2 separate regions of the Homo sapiens genome follow, and region 2 is linked to region 1. Evidence: read pairs that join two places in POLR2A ChIA-PET (ENCODE). Cell type or tissue: MCF 10A. All regions are shown on one strand. Links, peaks and the distances in the headings refer to the core of each region. The heading gives the core; the rest is flanking DNA. Region 1 overlaps MYOCD (myocardin). Region 2 overlaps ARHGAP44 (Rho GTPase activating protein 44).

Evidence for each region. Peaks named below come from ENCODE experiments on the same cell type or tissue, not always from the same donor. Only the 100,000 strongest peaks of a DNase experiment are listed, where the experiment ranks them.
Region 2: POLR2A ChIA-PET joins it to region 1 with 8 read pairs; 3 of 35 experiments call an interaction of 5 or more read pairs at or near these places.

The regions. Positions count from the first base shown.
Region 1 is chr17:12,761,239-12,768,257 of GRCh38, forward strand. It overlaps MYOCD (myocardin), which reads left to right. Exons shown (of 14, transcript NM_001146312.3): 14 at 1,835-7,019. The coding sequence ends at 2,406. It overlaps ARHGAP44-AS1 (ARHGAP44 and MYOCD antisense RNA 1), which reads right to left. Exons shown (of 2, transcript NR_104607.1): 2 at 1-2,480. Among named protein-coding and RNA genes, the nearest start is that of ARHGAP44, 25 kb to the right of the region's middle. In MCF 10A, for the core only: no CTCF peak of the experiment used is centred there; a DNase peak (open chromatin) is centred at 4,513.
Region 2 is chr17:12,817,374-12,825,599 of GRCh38, forward strand. All of the region lies in intron 1 of ARHGAP44 (Rho GTPase activating protein 44), which reads left to right. Among named protein-coding and RNA genes, the nearest start is that of ARHGAP44-AS1, 31 kb to the left of the region's middle. In MCF 10A, for the core only: no CTCF peak of the experiment used is centred there; no DNase peak of the experiment used is centred there.

The sequences.
Region 1 (7,019 bases), core at 3,174-5,673:
AGAATTTTAAACCACACAAATGAATAAGATGACCTAAGGAGCATGTGTAGATCAAAATAAAAGCACTCAGGGAGGAATCCTTAAGCCAAAAACATTTAAAATTTCAGAGACGGAGGTAGCAAAGGACTCAGAGAAGGGGTAGCCAGGCGTTGTCATAGTCTCCGTGCTATGATCAGACAAGATCCTGATTCCTATGGAGTTTACAGTCTGGTAAGGGAGACAGACAACAAGCAAGTGAACAGACCTTTCCTCCATTGTAGCAAGAGGGAAGAAGGAAGAGATGGGTACAAACATATGTATGTAAATGAGTTCTGTAATGGAAAGATGAGAAGAGTTCATATCAGATGCCCATACACACACACACACACACACACACACACACACACACACACACACACATTTTTGAGACGGAGTCTCACTCTGTCGCCAGGCTGGAGTGCAGTGGCGGGATCTTGGGTCACTGCGACCTCCGCCTCCTGGGATCAAGCGATTCTCCTGCCTCAGCCTCCCAAGTAGCTGGGACTACAGGCGCGTGCCACCACGCCCAGCTAATTTTTTGTATGTTTAGTAGAGACGGGGTTTCACCATGTTGGCCAGGATGGTCTCAATCTCTTGACCTCGTGATCTGCCCACCTAGGCCTCCCAAAGTGCTGGGATTAAAGGCGTGAGCCACCACGCCCAGCCTGCCCTTGTATATTTTTAATGAAATATGTGGCAAGGCCAGAAAAGCGTGAGGATGCAGAAGGGGAGTGTGGAAGATTCAGGGGAAGAAGAGCAGTTATGACTTAATCATGAATGAACTGAGTTTTCTGGAGAAACACAGCTGGGTTGTTTTGCAGTCTTAAATGCCAGTTGTAGGTCTGACCTCAGAAATCTAAAGTGAAACCAAGTCAGCTTAGTTGTTTAATTTTTCTCTTGCAATGTTCTGCTGATCCAGAGCATGCTCAGCGAAGGCAGATGATCAGGTTCCTCCAGGTGTGGGGTTCTGCCAAAAATACAGGCTAGACAAGGAAAGAAGTGAAGACCAGAGGGGCTGGTGGACAGTGATAACATAGTAGAGTCTATGGATTAGTGTGACTGTAAATGGTTGGGAAATTATTGTTACAAGGTACATAATAAGTGGCTTGGAGGGTTGGGAGAGGATGGACAGAGAATAGAAAATATAGCTTGAAAGTGAGCTTTCAGAGGGATGCAGTATTTGGAGATGACACAATCCAAGGTGTGTCTGACAGAGTGGCAGTGGGGGAATCACTGGAGTTGAGGAGGAAGTCGGGAGCTCAGAGGCCAGCATGAACACTGTGATTTCCAAGGATGCTCAGGTTACAGAATGAGAAGGGTTCAAGTGGGGAAAAGGCAATGGAGTAGGAAGCAGAGTTTTCAGTAGATGAGGGGGAGTGACCAGGAGGCTAGGGGTGAGGCATTGCTGTCACCCTCAAAACCCAAAACTGCTGAGTTGTCATCAGAAGCGGGGGGAGTAGCAATCAGAAAGTGGCAATGGCATGGCGCCTGGTCCCTCATCTTCAGGCCCTCACTGATGGTGTTGGGATGGACTCAGTGTCCTCAAGGGACTACCAGGGGTCAGAGGAGTAGGCCAGGAACCTTCAGAGAAGAGAGTTTAATAATCACAGAGTGGAATTCCCAAGAGGAAAGGGTTTGGGAAAAACCAGAGGGAAGATGAATTGGAGATTGATAGAGCAGCTTAGAGATGAGACTGGGTGGTGAGCGGTGACCAGGGAAGCGTGGCCATCTTCTGTATCTAAGTGTAACTCACTCATATTGTGTGGCATGCTCAATTTGAAGTGATTTAACAAGTCACATCGTGTATTGCCCACAGAAATGCCAGCAGACGCTAGAGAGGATCACTCATGTCTTCAAAAAGTCCCAAAGATACCCAGATCTTCCCGAAGTCCAACTGCTGTCCTCACCAAGCCCTCGGCTTCCTTTGAACAAGCCTCTTCAGGCAGCCAGATCCCCTTTGATCCCTATGCCACCGACAGTGATGAGCATCTTGAAGTCTTATTAAATTCCCAGAGCCCCCTAGGAAAGATGAGTGATGTCACCCTTCTAAAAATTGGGAGCGAAGAGCCTCACTTTGATGGGATAATGGATGGATTCTCTGGGAAGGCTGCAGAAGACCTCTTCAATGCACATGAGATCTTGCCAGGCCCCCTCTCTCCAATGCAGACACAGTTTTCACCCTCTTCTGTGGACAGCAATGGGCTGCAGTTAAGCTTCACTGAATCTCCCTGGGAAACCATGGAGTGGCTGGACCTCACTCCGCCAAATTCCACACCAGGCTTTAGCGCCCTCACCACCAGCAGCCCCAGCATCTTCAACATCGATTTCCTGGATGTCACTGATCTCAATTTGAATTCTTCCATGGACCTTCACTTGCAGCAGTGGTAGAATGCCCAATGCACCAGTGCTATGGAAGACCAATGGAGTTCCATGGGGGAAAGCACACAGCCATACATACTTTACTGTCCAAAAACAGAAGAAGAAGAAGAGAATTAAAAAGAAGCAATGATTTCTGTGCCAATGAACAAGAACAAAAGTCATTTTTAGAAATACATATACTGTAATATTTACCAACAGTCAGTAACTGTTAATGATTTCAACAATGCATTAAAAGAATGTGCTTTCTCAGATTAAGGATGCCAAAAAAGATATTTCACTGCCTTTTCAAAGACCAGTATATTTTCTAGCCCATAATTTTTCTCAGGCATTGTTGGGGCATAAGCTCACACTGTAAGCTTTTCTCATGAATTCACTAGACATAACGTGGAAGGAAAACGTAGTCTTTTGGGAGTACAGGGAAGCCAGCCCCTCAAAGCTTATGGAAGACATACCTGCAATGGAAGCTGTTGCCCAATGTCTCCATTACTATCTTTCAAAAGAGAAGCCAGACCCAGCTTCAGATCAAAAGTTCTTGAGACAGAGGAACAAAACCAATCGATTTCCAGGGAAGCTAATCAACTCTCTTTTCCCTCTACCACAAAACTGCCCTGCTGGAGTGGTTCTGAACCTGTACCCAGGACTCGATGTGGTCACTAATAACAATTAACCTGAACTGAGTCCACAGAACTCCACTCGGAACTTTCTTCTTTTTTAACTAGTGGCCCAATCATTCCCACCATCTCTGTGCTGATAAGTACGTGTCCTAGATGAGAACCCTGAAGAATGCAGACCTTCTTCCCCCGAAGGAGATGCCACAAGCTCTCCAACACAGCCCCCTTTAGTTCCAAAGACTAGAGATGACCACATTGGTAGAAGTATATCTCGAGGCACAGGAAGGGAGCCCCACCAGGGATAATTCAGACAGGACTAGAGAATAACATCATTTCACATACCCTGGGATAAACACCCTGGGTTCCTATAGAAGGACTATTACTTATGGGAGTCCAACTTCTCCTTTTGTTTTGTTATTATCAGTTTATCTTTCTCCCACTCCACTTTTCCTTCAAGGTACCAATCCTTTCCTGTTCCTCGTTTGGCCATCTTTCTTTTTCTGCCTCCACATTGGGAGGGGAGGACTTCTCAGTTCTAACAAGCTGCCATACTCCTAAGAAAGCCATTTTTGAAAAATTTAACAATCCAGGTTCTTCTGGAGAACTCATTCTCCACACGCACAGTTTGCTGCAAAAGGAAGTTGCAAGAATTTCTTGAGGAAGAAACTGGTGACTTGGTCCATCAGTCACGAAGTTCTTTCTATTCTCGTTTAGTTTTCAAGAAATTATTGGTTTGTGTTGCTCTGGGGAAATTGGAAATCATTACATTGTAAAGACAAATATGGATGATATTTACAAGAGAGAATTTCAGATCTGGGTTTTTGAAAGAAAACAGAATTGCGCATTGAAAACGATGGAAGGAAAAAGACAATGGTCTAATGTGCATTCCTCATTACCTCTCGTGGCTTTGGCTGGGAGTTGGAAAAAGCTAAAATTTCAGAACAGTCTCTGTAAGGCTCTCTGTGGCTCCAGTTCACCATTTTATATTGTTGCATGCTGTAGAAAGGAGCTATTGCTGTTGTTTTGTTTTTTTATTTAAATCACTAAGGCACTGTTTTTATCTTTTGTAAAAAAAAAAAAAAAGTTGTTCACTGTGCACTTATAGAAAAAATAATCAAAAATGTTGGGATTTTAGAAGCTCTCTTTTTGATAAACCAAAGATTTAGAAGTCATTCCATTGTTAACTTGTAAAAATGTGTGAACACAGAGAGTTTTTGGTGATTGCTACTCTGAAAGCTGCCAGATCTTATTCTGGGGGTGGGATGTGGAGGAATACACATACACACACAAACATACATGTATGTATAATAGATATATACATATGTGTATATTATATCTGTGTGTGCATGTATCTCCAAAAGCGGCGTTACAGAGTTCTACACCAAAAGCCTTTAACCCTTAATCTGCTGTGAATGATACCTGGCCTTTCTCACTATGAATTTCTGATTAACCAACCAGACTACACGTTGCCTCTCTGTGTATGACTAACGGCTCCAACCCGATGACTCACAGCTACTTGCTTATCGTGAACAAGCTCATCTTGGCAATGAATATGGATGTGAAAAGACAGAACAGCTTCACCATTAGTAGCTGGAAATGGTATCACAGTCTCTTATAGAGGAATATGAAAGGAACAAGAAAATCATTTTACATTCCTTTTATCTGTATTGTGCTTTAAAAGATCCACATGGTAAATTTTTTATTTTGCTTTTATGTCAGTCATCAGAACCAAAAAAATCCAGAAGAAAAAATTGCCAGTGTTTCCTTTGAAGATGAAGCTACTGGGGAAGAAAACCTTATTAATACACTCCACACATTTGTTCATTCCTCAGCTGTTGGTGTTTTCTTGGGGTCTTGACAAAGCTTGCTGGTCAGTGCACTTTTCAGGTGTCACGTTTTGCTGTTTGTATGTTTTTTCTTCCCCTTACTTCCTTTGGAAAACAAACTCACACAGTGCCCCTACTCTGAGACCTGGGACTGAGTGTTAATTATTTTTTCCTTGGGTATTTCTATCTGAGAGACTAGACCTAGTTAGGAGGCCTCTGTACTTCTCCAGATTGTACCTTTTTATGGGGATCTTTGAGGCTATGACCCAGGACTGATAGATATGCCTTACGGAAGACAAAAGATAAAATGGTTCCTATATCCTAATGCAAACCAACACAGTTAAAAGAGCAGATCTCTGGATAACTGCTCTCAACCTGCTTCTACAGTCTCCACAAACCGCATTCACCCTCTCTCTTCATAGCTCAGACATGAAATTTGAGGGAGAAAACTGGAGATAATTGGGAGAAAATTGATGAAGTTGGCTGCTTCCAGTAGATCAGATAATCCATGAATTTGTCTCCCATTGAGAATTTTATTTTAAATTCTTTTAAACTCTTCGTTGTGTCTTTTGTGATGACAAATCAGGCATGACTAAAAGATGTACAGAGACTTACGAAGATGGTCACATTCAAGTTCCCTAATGCTCTTAGAACCTGAAGATGACCATGTGTAGTTTTCTTAAGACCTCTGAACCCCCATGGTGATGAAGACTTGAAGACATTTGCAGCTATCTGCTGCAGTCTGGTAGATTCATACTTATCTAAAGAAGTCAAAAAATTTATTCGTGCAAGTGCTTGCAGGAAGCCAGTGCTTATTAGTAGTGACCCTGCTTCTATCAACGTTATTGAGACAACACATATTCTATTCTAAGGGAGAAAGAGGGAGGAAGAGAGGGAGGGAGGGAGGAAGAAGAGGGAGGGAGCGAGGAAGGAAGATAGGAGATGGGTAGGGGGGTAAAGAGAAAAGGAGGGAGAAGGGAAGGAAGGAAAGAAGAGAGGAAAGAAAGGAGGGAAGGAAAAAAGGGCCAAACTTTCTGATCTATGAACTTCTCAGTTCAGCTGTCACATTATGAGAAGTAAATCAGAATTTTTTTAAGGAGAAGTCATTCTTAGCACTACAATAATTGTACCAGTAATTGAGGAAACCAAGACAATCTTCACCTGAATAATAGAGGGTCTGAGAACTGTCAGCCTTTTGCCATTCAAAAACATTTATGTCCAACCTGAAAAAAAAGCATCAATAAAACCTATCCCAAGCATTCAAAATAGTCCTTTCCAAATGTTATTTATTTTAAAGTCAATCAGCTCTTTTAGAAACAGATTCTGGTCTGGCTGAAAACTCCCACAACAAATTTACTCATCCAGTGGCTAATATTTAATGCCCACCATGGGCAGAGCACACAAATCTTCAGATAAACAATACTGAATTGATTCAGCACAGATTGTTCAGATTTGAATGACCAGGGAGTTGTATTTGCACATGCAAGAACACTAAGAATCTCCCAGTCCTCAAACTAGAAACCTTTCAGCTACGATGAAAAAAAAAAAGGGGTCTTCATTTTTCCAAGAGGGGGTGGAGGTGGGGATCACTTTTTAGCTAAAAGCTATCTCTCACTTCAAAATTCTTGTCTTTTTCTTTGTGGACAAACACCAGTAGTCTATCACTTGGAGATCTTTTAATATCTCCCATCATTTAAAACATCCACGAGAGTTTGAAGATTTGTGTTGATTGCCAGATACAGAAGCCCCTTGAAAATAAGGAAAGGGTGGAGGAAGCATTTTTGTGTCCTATCCCTACTTATCGTAGCAGCTCTATAGACAAAAGGGACACTTACTGGTGAGCCTCTGGCCCTTAAAAGAAAATCATCTAAGAATATGAAGGCAATTTGATTTCCCCCCACAGCCCTCAGCTGCCTTCCTCACAGAAGGAAGTTCCCAAAATTGCTGGTACACAGTTTGCAATCAAATATCAGATATGAGAAAACCTGTAGTGAAGAGTCTGGGTTCTTGGTTTTCTCATAAATCCAATATAAATTTGTAGGTTGGTTCAGGGTCAAAATTGCCAGTGCTTTATTAGACAGATGATACTGATAGACACACAGAGCCCAGGTCCTGGAACAAGACAATCCTGTAGTGCCAAGATCTGGTCAGTTGCGTTAAGGAGCTGGGTTTGATTCTAGAGTCC
Region 2 (8,226 bases), core at 2,356-4,855, 55 kb after region 1:
CACATAAGTATATATACCTACTATATACCCACAAAAATTAAGAAGTAAAAGAAGAATGGTCTCAAATCAGTAATATAAGGTTCTACCTTAAGAAAATAGAAAAGGAGGAACAAAATAAACCCCAAATCAGGCAGAATGAAAGAAGTAATAAAGAGATGAGTAGAAATCACTGAAATAGAAAACAGAAAAAAATTAGAATAAATGAAAACAAAAGCTGATGTTTTGAAAAGATCGATAAAGTTGATCTGGCCAGACCGACTAAGGAAAAATGTAAGTGAAAACACAAATTACTAATATCAGGAATAAACAACGGGATATCACTGCAGACCTGGAAAGTTGTTTAAAGGATTAAAAAGTATCACACACCATTTTGCACATAAATTGGACAATTTGAGTAAAATATACCAACTCCTTGAAAACCGCAAATTACTGAAATTCACCAAAGAAGAAATAATGTATCTTGAAAAGTGGAGATAATTGGAATACTTTTATTACTATAAATAGAGTTCTTTTTGAAAACAAAACTCTGGGACCAGGTATTTTCACTGACAGTTGTACCAAACATTTGAGGGAATAACACAGTCTCTTTCAGAAAACAGAAGGAGAGAGAACACTTCATATCTATTTTGTGAGGTCTTTATTACACTGATAGTAAAATCAAAGATATTACAGAAAAAGAGAATTATAGACGAACAGTCCTCATGAACACAGATGTAAAAAATCTTCACAAATCAAATGCAGCAATATGTAAAAAATATAAAACATTATGACCAAGTGAGGTTTATTTACCCCAGTAATGTATGGTTGGGCCAACATTCACAAATCACTGTAATTTCTCATTTTAAATGACTCAACTGGTACAGCCAAAGCAAATGACAAAATTCAAAATCCATTCATGATAAGACATTTTACCAAACTAGAATTATTAGGAATTTTAAACTGGTAAGGTGCATCTGGAAAAGAAAAAAAAAAAAAAAAAACAACCCTACAACTCACATCATATTTAATGGTAGAAGAGTGAACGCTTTTCCCCTAAGACTGAAATTGAGGCAGGGATGTTCGCTTTCATTTCTTCTACTTAACCTTGTAGTGGTGATCCTAATCAGTGCAATAAGGCAAGAAAAATAAATAAAAGACATACATATTGAAAAAGAATAAATAAAACTGCCACTATTTGTAGACGATGTGATCACCTATGTATAAAATACTGAGAACTCTATGAAAAATCTCCTAGAACTAATAACAATTTATGAAAGTCTCAAGACACAGAAACGTCTAAACGCCACTTATATTTCTGTATACCTGCAGTGAACAATTTAGAAAACAGTATTTAGAGAAGTAGCAAAATTATGTGCAGGATCCATGTGCCAAAGGCTATAAAACACTGTTGAAAGACATTTTAAAAGACTTTTAAGTGCAGACATAGCATATTCGAGATTGTTGGATTCAATCTGTTTATGATGTCATTTCTCCCCATATTGATCTATAGGTTTCGTGCAATTCCCATCAGAATTTCAGCAGCGTATTTTTGTAGATACAGACAAGCCGACTCTAAAATTTGCATGGATAGGCAAAGGAACTAGAGTAGCCAAGACAATCTAGAAAGAAGAACAGAGTTGGAAGGATCACACTATCCAATTTTAATTACAGTAAAGCTACTATGAACAAGGCAGTGTGGTATTGATAAAGACATGTACATTTAGATCCAACTCAGCAGACTAGAGAGTCCAAAATGAAACCTACACAAATACGATCAATTGATTTTGAACAAAGATGCCAGGGCAATTAATGGAGAATGGATCTCACATAAATTAGATCATATGGCATGTGTTCTTTTGTGCCTGACTTCTTTCTCAATGTATTATTTTTGAGATTCATACGTGTTGCATATATCAGTATTTTTTTTTGGTCTTTTTAAGTATTTTGTTGCTCAAATATGCCATAATTTGTTTATCCATTCACCTATTGGTGGACATTTGAATTATTTCCAGTTTTTGGCTTTTTTGAGAAACATATGCTATCAACATTATGGAACAAATCTCTTTGTGAATTGTGTTTTTGTTTCTTTGGATAAGTACCTGGGAGTAAAATTGATGGATCAATTTTGTAAGAAATCACCAAACAGTTTCCCAAGGTATTTATATCATCTGTACTCCCACCAGTTATGTCCAGTTGCTCCATACCCTTGTCAGTATTTGATACTGTCAAGTTTTTTTTTTTTTTTAATTTTTGCCACTTCAGTAGCTGTGTTGTAGTAGTTTATCATGGCTTTAATTTGTACTTCCTTAACAGGTAATGATGTGAAACACCTTTTCATGAGTTTATTGGACATTCAGGTGTCTCCTTTTGTGAAATCCTGTTCAATCCTTTGCTTATGCCAAAAATGGATTCTTCATCTCTTCTGTTTTGATTTGTAGGAGTTCTTTATCTATTTTGCATGTAAGTCATTTGCTGATTGTGTTATTACCAATGCTGCCCCCTCATTGTTGCTTGCCTTTTCGTTTTCTTGATGTCTTTATGAACAGAGTTTTTAATTTTGACCAAGTTCAAGTTATCATCATTTCTTTTATGGTTAATAGTTTTTGTGTCCTATTGAAGAAATCATTGCCTATGCCATAGAAGGAGATATTCTGCATTTTCATTTGGAGGCTTTATTAGTTTACATTTAGATCCGTAATCCAGTTCAAATAAGTATTTGAGTGTGTTGTAACATAGGAGTTAATTTCATTTTTTTTCCAGTTGAATATCCAATTTATCCAGCAGCATTTATTCCCCATTGTATTGCAGTTGACTCTGTCACAAATCAGTTGATAGTATAGTATATTTAGGTCTGTTTCTGGACTGTATTTGTAGTTTATTCATCTTTAAAATTTTTTCTGAATTGATAAATAATAATTGTACATATTCATGGGGTACGTTGTGATGTTTTGATACATATAATACCCATATTTTAAATGTTTTAAATATTATTTTGTAACTACTCAGGATTTAATAACACAATTTTTAAAACTTCAACTAAAAAAGTGAAAAAGAAAAAAAATTACCAGTTATGATAGGTGGAGAGTATTAAATTCCAGGTTTAAGTAAAATTAAGGTTAAGATGTATTTCTAGGTCATGACCTGGAAAATGGAGTTGATAAGCTGTTGTGGTGTCTGTACTGTGTTCCTGGCACTATCGTGGGAATACAAAAATGAAGAAGATGGATCTTGTCCTTGAGGAACATGTGGGTGAGTGAGAGATAGACCATATAGTAAGTCTGTGTTCCCTCAACACCACATGGATACCTTCACTGAGGCCCTACAGTGTGTTGAATCATGTGATTGAAGGTTTCTCAAGAAGACATGGCTACCAAACAGGCAGATTTAAAAGACAGACCTTGGAAAAGAAGATTGAATGATAGAGATTTTATGTTATCCCAGTGTGATTTTATGTTATTCCAGTGTGATAGTTATAGAAGACCTGAGAATATGTGAGTCTCGGAAGAACAACCTTTGTTTCTTTCACTTGTTCGGGCAGGCAGAGGCTTTGAAGACCATATCTAAAACCCTGAAGAATGGATAGATGTCTCCTGGCTTTTTGGAAGAGAAAGAAGTTATAAAGGTTTTAACTGTAGTTAACTGCCCTAATCTTTATGCTTTTCCAAATATGCCCATTAGATTTTAGTTTGGCATATGGGAAGATATTTGGCACTGATGACAATCTCACTGATTTGGCGAATTTATCATCTATTTGAACAAACAGCTAAGTCAGAAGAGGTGACATTATAGACTAGCAGAAGGCACTGGCCAAATCTGACTGAAATCAAAACAGGACAGTTGTGCAACTCAGCAAGGATTAAAGACAAAAACAAAAACGTGGGCATGGGGATGAGTAAGGGATGTGTTGTCTTCAGGTGTTTCCATTTACCTGGTTATCAATTGATAGAAAACAATGTTATCAGTAAAACTGAAGTTTTGAGATTAGATTATTGTGGTTTTTGTTTATAACCTGGGTCAGAAGGTTATTCACAAAATAAAAAAGTTCTAAATGTGCCTTGGGCCTTGGAATTTGCATGGCTTCATATATGCAGCTCTTTCAGCTGTGATATCCTTAAGGCAAACAAGAGTCATTTTATTATACATTGCACAATGTTAGAAAACCAGTCTTGTTACTGTATGAGTTACAGAAGTTGGACAGACAGCATAGGTGGGGCAGATAGCTTTCCCTGGCCTACCGTGAGCTAGAGAGCCATTGCAGTGCCTGAGCATTAATCTCAAACTTTGATCCTAAAACACCAACTAGAGAAAATAGAAAAGCAAAAAATCAAAACAGAGCATTATGTTTCTTTCTTCCAAAAGGAAGCAGAGCGTTATGTTCCTTTCCTTTTGGATGTTTTCCAAACAATGTGAATCACGGTTTTTAAAATCTTTACTTTCACAATGTTGCTTATTAAAAAAACAACATCTCAGCTTTGTATTATAGATCAACCGACTTCCTATAGGGAAAGGTAAGTAGTCTAGTTATTGCTTTGATTTTGATTGGCATCTCCTAGGATTATTCTGACACTACCATTAGAAGATTTATACACTACTTTACCAACTTACATATAAAGACCTATAGTCCTAGTGTTGGATGGGCTTGGGATTTCATTAGCTCTAGGTGCCAATTCTAGTTGATTGATACTTTGTTGAGGCACTAACTTAAAAGTATTGAGAGTCTGAGCCTGGATTTGGTCAAGGAGGGCTACAATATATAAAGGGTTGGCAAACTTTCCTGTACAGGGCCAGGCAGTAAATATTTTAGGCTTTGTGGGAAACTACTCTGCTATTATAGTGAATAAACAGTCATAGACAATATATAAATGACTGAGCATTGCTGTGTTCTAGTAGATCGAGTTATAATCATGGATATTTGAATTTCATGTAATTTTCATTTGTCACAGAATATTTTTCCAGTCATTTGGAAATGTAAAAATTATTCTTGTGGACCATAAAAATCCAGATGATGGGCAGAATTTGGTGTGTAGGTTATAGTTTGCTGCCCCCTGCAATGGATTGTCACTGGTTGCCCTTGGCTTGGGAGGAAGAGTGATAGCATTCCTGCTCTTTTTCTGGGTTAAAGCTCTGATACCTCAGGGAGTTCAATGCCAAGAGGTCTATGAAGCATAAGTAAGGCCATACTCTATTTAATAAAGCATTACTGTTAATTATTTATGGAAAGAAACCAAGTCTAGAATGCAAGCCATTGGCAAACCAGGATAGAATTGTTTCATCACTTTAGGCCTTGAGTGGAAGTGATGAGAGCTCAACAGAAACAATTATGCAGCCACAGAGCAAGGAAGAACATATGTTCAATAGTGAAATGTTGGTTCTCCTGGCTGCCCTCCTTGCCTGGCTACTCCACTGTCCTCCCCTTCCCAATGCACATGTCTGACTCTGAGGCTGGACTTAGGTAATTCAGTGTGAAGTCTGTAAAAGGGGCAGTTGATCTTAAAGCCTAAAAGAAGTGTTGCACAGCTTGCGTTCTGTTCAAGTATCCAGATGGTGGTGGTCCTAGGCAGAGCTCTCTCCTTGTCTACTGCACTGTGAAGATAGATTTTGCTTTCTTTCTATCTTCTTTCATCTGCAGAGGCCCGTAACTCAGAAATCGGCCTGGGTAAAATGTGCAACTTCGTGTCGACTCTGTAATATAGGGTATATTGTATCTGGCAATCCCTCTTGACAGCAGATGCCATAGCAGCTTGTTTTTTGGGAGGACATGATTGTCCTTATGATAAAATGAATCTTCAGAGTCTCAGTTTCCCTTAATACTTCTAATCAACTTGGTAACCATCAAACTCTCTTGAAATACTTCCCGTGATGTTTCTGCCTGCAGCTGAGTTGGAGGAGGTGACTCTAACGCAGGTTGGTACCACTGTGACTTCTTGACCACTCAACTTAAGTGAGCCCCAATTCTTGCCTCACATCCTTTTGTCAGATCAGCTTGTTCTTCATTCTCCAGAACGATAGTATTTCTTTCCTTTTTTACTTTCCTCAAACTTCTCCAGTCCTTTCTCTTATGGCCAACCTCACTTTCTCCTTCCTAGAGAAAATTGAAGCTCTGTCAGATGGATGGAACGATCTTAACTTTTTGCTAAGAAGTTAAGACTCACTATTTCTATTACCATCTCTCTCCTCTGCCCCACCTGTTCTAATAGAGAAGCTATTCTTTCTCTATCCTTCCATCTGGTTCTCATCTTTTCCCAAACTTTGCTGTGTTATATTATCAAGTATCTCTTCTCTCTCGTATATTCAACTGATCTCTCAAATAGTTTCCTCCATCAACATTTGAACATGTTTGATTTCTTCCATCTCAACAGCAGAAGATCTCTTGATACTTCTCCTTAACTCCATCTAGCTTTCCTCCCTTCTATGTTGCCAGACTTTTGGAAAGACTTGTCTGTATTCACTGTCTCCATTTCTTTGTCTCACATTCATGGTATATATTACCCTATCTGGCTTCTGACCCTGTTGCTCTACCAAACCACTCTGCCCAACCTCAGTAAAGTATCAAAGTCACCGAACTCCATCTTGCTGAATCCAGTGGTACATCCTGTGAGTCTTTCTTATTTGACCTTTTAACAGAATTTGGCATTGTGGATCACTTTTTCTTGAACTGCCTTTGTCTTCCCCTTGGCTTGAATGATACCACATTCTTCTGGGTTTCTTCTTGTTTCTCTGGCCACTCCTTATTGGTCTCCAGTGCAGGAAATAATGGATTTCCTCGTGGATCACTCTACAGTGTCTCCCTGTGCAATTTTCTTCATGCCCTTGGCTTCAGGGACCATTCTGTGTGGATGACTCTCAAACTTAATTCTCCTGAGCCTTCTTTGAGCTGCACATGGTCAATCCACAGGGCCTAAAACACCATGGAAAAGAGTTTGAATTTTGAGCAGAGGAGTGATATGATTTTGCTTACATTTTTGAAAAGATCACTCTTCCTGCTGGGTGCAGAGTAAACAATGGAGAGGCAAAAGTGGAAGCAGGGAAACCTCTTAGGAGGTTAATGTCCAGGAAAGAAGTTCTAGGGGCTGGGTCTAGGGTGTTGTATCCAGCTGGATGTTCAAAATGACCTCACACTCCCCATGTCATGACCTAATTCATGATTTCTGCCAGACTTCCTGTTGTCACCTGCCCCATCTGATTGAGTTGGAAACCTCGACCCTACTTTCTTTTTCTAATTCATCATTTGATACTCTGGCCCTCTTCCACTTTGCTTCTAACACAGTAGCCAGAGTTGTCTTCAATACAAGTCTGATGCCATCCCCAGGATAATAATTATTTTCGGTGTTTCCCATCACTCAGAGGAAAAAGACTAGAAAATCTGAATATGTCCATCTAAGGTTCTACACAGCCTGGCCTTAATGTACCTCGCTAGCCTCCCCTCGTACGTCCTTCCTTTTGCTTCTGCACTTCTCTACCTTCTGCTTGTGTTGTTCTCTGCCACTCTGACCACTTTTATCTACTCATTTCCTAGTCTTCCAGAATTCTGACTGAAGTATCACTTTTGGGGAAGATTTTCCGTAGTGCTTGACTACCCCAGTTTAGGTCAAATTCTCTTATTTTATGTTCTTGTGGAACTGGATTTCTTTCCTTTTGTAGGCTTATCTTAGTTTCTAACTACATGCTCATTTATATGATTATTTGATTACTATCTTTTTTGAGATGGTGTCTCACTCTGTCACCCAGGCTGGAGTTCAGTGGCATGATCACAGCTCTCTATAGCCTTGACCTCCCTAGGCTAAAGTGATCCTCCTACTTCAGCCTCCCGAGTAACTGGGACTACAGGCACATGCTACCATGCCCAGCTAAATTTTGTATTATTTTGTAGAGATGGGGTTTTGTCATGTTGCCCAGGCTGGTCTCGATCTCCTGGACTCAAGCCATCTTCCCACCTTGGCCTCCCAAAGTGCTGGGATTACAGCATGAGCCACTGCTCCCAGCCCTTGATTACTAATTTTTTAAAATGACATGAGGGACTGTATTAGGGTTCTTTAGAGAAACAGAACCAATAAGGAGTGTGTTTGTGTGTGTGTGTGTGTGTGTGTGCATTATAGAGAGAGAGAGATTGATTGATTTTAAGGAGTTGGCTCATGTGGTTGTGGGGATTGTTAAGCTTGAAATCTGCCGGGCGAGTGGCAGGCTGGAGACCCAAGGGAGAGTTGACGTTGCTGTCTCAAATCTGAAGTCTCTTTTTCTGGGGGACCT